Regions from separate parts of the Homo sapiens genome. Here region 2 is linked to region 1. Evidence: read pairs that join two places in POLR2A ChIA-PET (ENCODE). Cell type or tissue: HepG2. All regions are shown on one strand. Region 1 overlaps LOC124904028 (a long non-coding RNA gene). Region 2 overlaps LINC02086 (long intergenic non-protein coding RNA 2086).

Region 1 (2,500 bases):
CAGTGGCTCACGCTTATAACCCCAGCACTTGGAGAGGCCGAGGTAGGAAGATCACTTGAGCCCAGGAGTTTGAGACCAGCCTGGGCAACATAGCAAGACCCTGTCTCTGCAAACAAAGAAAACAAAAGCAATTAAGCCGGTGTGGTGGCATGTACCTGTAGTCCCAGTTACTCTGGAGGTTGAGGTAGGAGGATCACTTGAGCCTAGGAGTTCAAGGCTGCAGTGAGCTGAGATCACACCACTACACTCCAGCCTGGGTGACAGAGCACCACCCTCGCTCTAAAAAGAAAAACAAAACAAAACAAAATCTGGCAATGCTATCCACATCGCTACAATGTCCTAGGAACAAACTCCACCCCCACCCCACATCTTCCAATGAAGAAGTGAGGTCCTTAGCACTTGACTCACCAGGCAGAGTCTGAAGGGCTCTTGAGCCCCTCGGCTGGGCCCCCAGTTCCATGACACCAAACTGCCCTACGTTCCTTCCTGCAGATGGGGACAAGATGAGGAGCCTGGAAGTGGGTGGTCCCAGGCCAGGCCAAGAACACCAGGGCCTGTTAGCATTCATCATGGCCCCAGGGCCCTCGGATTTTTGGTGGGTGAGGTCAGAAGGGGGTGGGAGCACCATGGACCCCCCTAGACTGAGCAGAGAAGGGCTGTTCTAGAGGAAGGAGGGTCCTGGACAAGGCCAGCATCTTCTGTTTGGCACGTCACCTAGCACCAGGAGGGCAGCGTGTGCAGGTGCTCAGGCATACACGAGCACAGAAACCCAGAGGCCTCATGTAGTCAGCGGCCCCCTAGATTCAACACCAAATTCCATCTGGGGTTTCCCAAGAGCAGCCACTTCGAAATGTCTTCATAAACGCTCGCTGGGCCCCCAGTGCATTCACTAAAGAATGAGCTGATTGTGCATCCTGCCGGGGCCCAGCTGGAAGGAGGGGCCTCCGAGGCCAGCCGGCCCACTTACGCCCTTCTCAGAGGAGGCAACCAGGGCCTGGAGAGCGGGAAGGCCAGGTCGCACAGGACATGAGGGGCTGAGTCAGGATCAGAACCATGCAGCGCTCAAGACGCCACACCCAGCACAGGTGGCACTCACCTCGGGCCTGGGGAGCCCTGCTCCACTGCTCTGGATGGAGGATCACTCAGGGTGGGTGGCCTCGCCTAGCCTGGCTCAGCCCAGCCCAGGGGGCCAGGCTTGGGTGAAGGGGAAGAGCCAGGGTGAATTCTGTTTTACTTGGCAGTCCCCCCCACCCCCATACTTTGGTGGACACTAATATCTGTAATGGCTGATGGCACTAGGCTGGGATCTCTTTTCAAAGCCAGCAGAATGCTCTGCTCTAGCCCGGCTCTGCCTGTAGGGGCAGTATTGTGTCGTGTTAGTCAGTGTGCCACTGAATATGTTGTGCTGTGTGACCTTAGACGAGAAATGGAACTTCTCTGGGCCTCTCTCAACAGGAAGGAGAGGGAGGAGTTGGATAACAGTACCTCCCTCATCATATAGGCCATGATGAGGATGAAACAGGCCGCTCAGAGTCTGGCATACAGTAATGGCAAATAAATGCTAGCTGTCATTCCTGGCAGAGACAAGGGGCCCATACTTCCTTCTCTGCATTTCACATGGAGGCAGAGTGGGGTGCCAAGGAGTGCAGGGTCTCGCTGCTTTTGGACTGCTCACCTCCCTGGATGGGCTGCAGCATCCAACCCCAGTTTCCCCAGGAAGCTTTGCTCACTAAACCCCTCTGCTGTCCACTGGGCCCCACTTAAGGCCAGTCAGGCCTGAGAAGGTGGGGCTGGTGACAGATCCCAGAGGATGTCCGTCCAGGTGCCGACCACTCCTGAACGTGGTCTGGGACTGGAGATGTGATTCCCTCCACTCCCAGTTTGTTCCCCCTTTCTACTCCCGCACAGCCCACTGAGCGCTGCCTGGGTCTACTTCACAGAGGAGGCCCGCCTCTCCACATGGGCTGAGAGCTCATGGAGACTGGAGGCTGTGCCTGTCACAGGTGTCCTCTCCCTTTATCCCCACTGCCATCGGCACCCCGTGCAGCCTGGCTCCTCAGGACTCTCGTAGCCATATTCAACAAGGCCTCTAGCTTGGTCACCTCATTGCCAAGGAGGGACAGGCCATGTTGGGCATGTCGCTCTCTTGTTCCCTAATCGGAGGCTCCCTGCTGCCACCTGAATAAAGTCCCATCTCAGAGAGACCTTCAGGGTCCCCCATAACCAGTCCCCACCTGACCCCCACCCCCCACCATGTTCTCCAGCCCCTCCTCTTACTCTTTCTGCTTCTCTCCTTGCCTCTGTCCAGGCAGTTTTTTCCACCTAGTTTCTTCCCCAAATCCCTCCCAGAAACCGAACACATTCTTCCCCATCCTTTAAAGCTCAGCCCAAATGCCACCTCCTCCAGAAAGCCTACCTGGACTTGGATCTTCCTTCAACAAGTGATTGTCTGCTCCCTGCTCGCCCCTACCCAGGCCTCTTCCCTGGGCCTCTCTGACAG
Region 2 (2,500 bases), 1.6 Mb after region 1:
TTGTCATTTCCCCCCATCTTATTCTTAACGTCATAAGTCATGAAGATGAGTCATTAAGCTGGTTTACTCAATTTATCTTGTGAACATACTGATAAAAAGACTGTTATTGAATCCCCATGATTTAGAGGGTTGTAGGAGCTTCAGGGGATCCAATAAAACTCTTGAATTAAACTCAATAGTGGTCATGAGAACTAGTAATTAGCATCACTTGCCTGGTAATTGCACGGTTGGTATGAAAAATGACTCTGTGTTAGAATCCATCTTATAATGAAGGTAGGAGGTGTACACATGTTTACATTTCTTCATATTGCTTGTGCATCTACTATATATCAGGAATTATGTGAGCAACAGACTCAAGACAGGTGAGACCTCTTCCCTTCTGAAGCTTGTATTCTAGTGGGCTATTTTCATTTCATACCCCACTAACTAAGGATGTTTCTAATAATTGAAAATGCCTTTCCCTGCTTCCCCTGTTAGTAGGAGGGAAAGCTCACCCACCAGGATCCAGGCCAAACTGCCAGAAGAGAATAATATAAATTCCACATTTAAATTCTCACTACAGCCCTGCAAAGCAGGTTAACATGGTAGAAATGGATAGACCTGGGTTCAGAGGCTGGCTCTGCTACTTCCTGCTGCTTGTTCATCTCTCTGGGCCATAGTCTCCTCCTATTAAACCCTCGAGATGATAACACACACAGTATATGGCATATAAGTCCTTGGCATGTGGCATCATAGCCATTCCTATTGCCATTAGCTCATTTTTGAAGATGAGAAACTTAACACAGAGAGGTAAAGTGACTTGCCCAAGATCACACAGCTGGTAATTGGCAGAGCAGGAACTTGAACTCAAATCTTCTGACTCCGTGCCATGTCCTCTTTCCAGTCTCGCATCACTGTCTGGTATAAGGCCAGGAAGTAATTATCCATGTATCCAGGGATCTATGCTTCTGGAAGGGTGCAGGCCTGGTGACTTAGGAAGGACAGTATGGAGGTAGTGGTCGGGGGTGGGGAGAATATGAGGAGTCTCGATAGGCTAGAACCCAGTTAACGGCCAGGGGACAAGTCCAGACAGATTGGCAGGGGCAAGACCCAGCTAGAAGAACCAGATTCAGCCCCGGCCGCTGTCTGTTCACCTGCGGCCAAACACTGACCCCTGCCGGCCGCCCGAGGGAAGGCGGCGCCCGGCCCAGCTCCGGGAGTGCTGGGGGCGCTCGCGGCTGGAACTGGCGAGTGGACGCTCATCGAGCAGACAGGAGCCTAGGGGGCTGGTGGTCACAGCGCGTCCCTCTCCTGGAACCTCGAGACCTGGGTGCCTGCCTTGGCCACCAGGGTGACGTTGCATCGCCTCCTTCGCTCACTTGGCTTTTGACCAGAGCTGAGGGTTTTCCCTGCCCTGGGCCCCGACCCCGAGCATCTCCTGGGTTTCTCCTTGCCGCGCAGCCCCGCACCGTGTTTGAGACTTGAGGCTTGGCGCCTGCCCTTCCTGCCCCGTCTAGGGTGCCGGCCACCTGGAGCAGGCGGGGAGCGTCTCTAGGGCTGGATTCGAGCCTTGTGCGGGCCAGATGGACCAACTCTAGACCAAAGGCCACTTGCTGGGGCTGAGGAGACGCTGTGGCAGTGCCACCAAATACAGCTGCTTCTTGCCTCTCCTGGCTGCTCCCATCCAGATGGGTCCAGAAGGGTTGTCCCTGCAGAAGGCGCTCACTAAGGACTCTTTACCCCTTCCCTCCTTGTTCAGAACTGAGAGAGAGAGAGAGAGAGAGAGAGAGAGAGAGAGAGAGAGAGAGAGAGAGAGATGGGGGAGTTCTCTAGCATCTAGCATCCCACGCAGGGCTCAGCATTTTATTCTTTGAGATAAAAACAAGGCAGAGAGGCTTGTTAGCAATTCAAATATACTGATTTGGGGGGAAGATTTTTTTTTTTTAATTTCAATAATATTTAGAAAGTAACAACATGCTTTCAAGAGTAAGGATTGATGTCAGGTCCTTTATCTTATTCTCTCCAAATCAAGAATCTCCATTTGCAGTGGAAGAGATCTGACTCTTAAGTTTCCTGTGAAAAAGGAGGGAGGGAGGAGGGTGGAGAGGGTGAGTTGGCTGAGCTGACCACCGCTCAGGGTGAGAAGCCTGTAGCCAGTTGCCTGTAGAGTGAAGGTACTTGAGCCTGACAAGAGTAGGCAACTCTCATTTACATTGCATAAAGAACTTTCTAGTGCATCCTTGGGCCATCTGAACTTCAGTCTGACCCTTTGAGGTGGGCCTGGATGCTAGTGCTATTCTCAATTCCAGATTAGAAAGAGGGAACTTGAGGTCAGGCTTGATGGCTCACGCCTGTAATCCCAACAGTTTGGGAGGCCGAAGTGGGTGGATCACCTGAGGCCAGGAGTTCAAGATCAGCCTGGTCAACATTGCGAAACCCCATCTTTAGAAAAAACACAAAAATTAGCCAGGTATCATGACACATACCTGTGATCCCAGCTACTTGGGAGGCTGAGGCATGA

What was found. Peaks named below come from ENCODE experiments on the same cell type or tissue, not always from the same donor. Only the 100,000 strongest peaks of a DNase experiment are listed, where the experiment ranks them.
Region 2: POLR2A ChIA-PET joins it to region 1 with 6 read pairs; 1 of 35 experiments calls an interaction of 5 or more read pairs at or near these places.

What each region holds. Positions count from the first base shown.
Region 1 is chr17:50,269,145-50,271,644 of GRCh38, reverse strand. It overlaps LOC124904028 (a long non-coding RNA gene), which reads right to left. Exons shown (of 3, transcript XR_007065846.1): 1 at 2,417-2,500; 2 at 409-486; 3 at 242-279. It also overlaps a transcript of TMEM92 not described here. Among named protein-coding and RNA genes, the nearest start is that of TMEM92, 4.1 kb to the left of the region's middle. In HepG2, a CTCF peak has its summit at 1,371; a DNase peak (open chromatin) is centred at 1,354; H3K27me3 peaks cover 1,620 bases.
Region 2 is chr17:48,677,260-48,679,759 of GRCh38, reverse strand. The region is part of intron 3 of LINC02086 (long intergenic non-protein coding RNA 2086); the gene reads right to left. Among named protein-coding and RNA genes, the nearest start is that of LINC03057, 32 kb to the right of the region's middle. In HepG2, a CTCF peak has its summit at 1,172 (motif pointing left); a DNase peak (open chromatin) is centred at 1,149; H3K27me3 peaks cover 1,088 bases.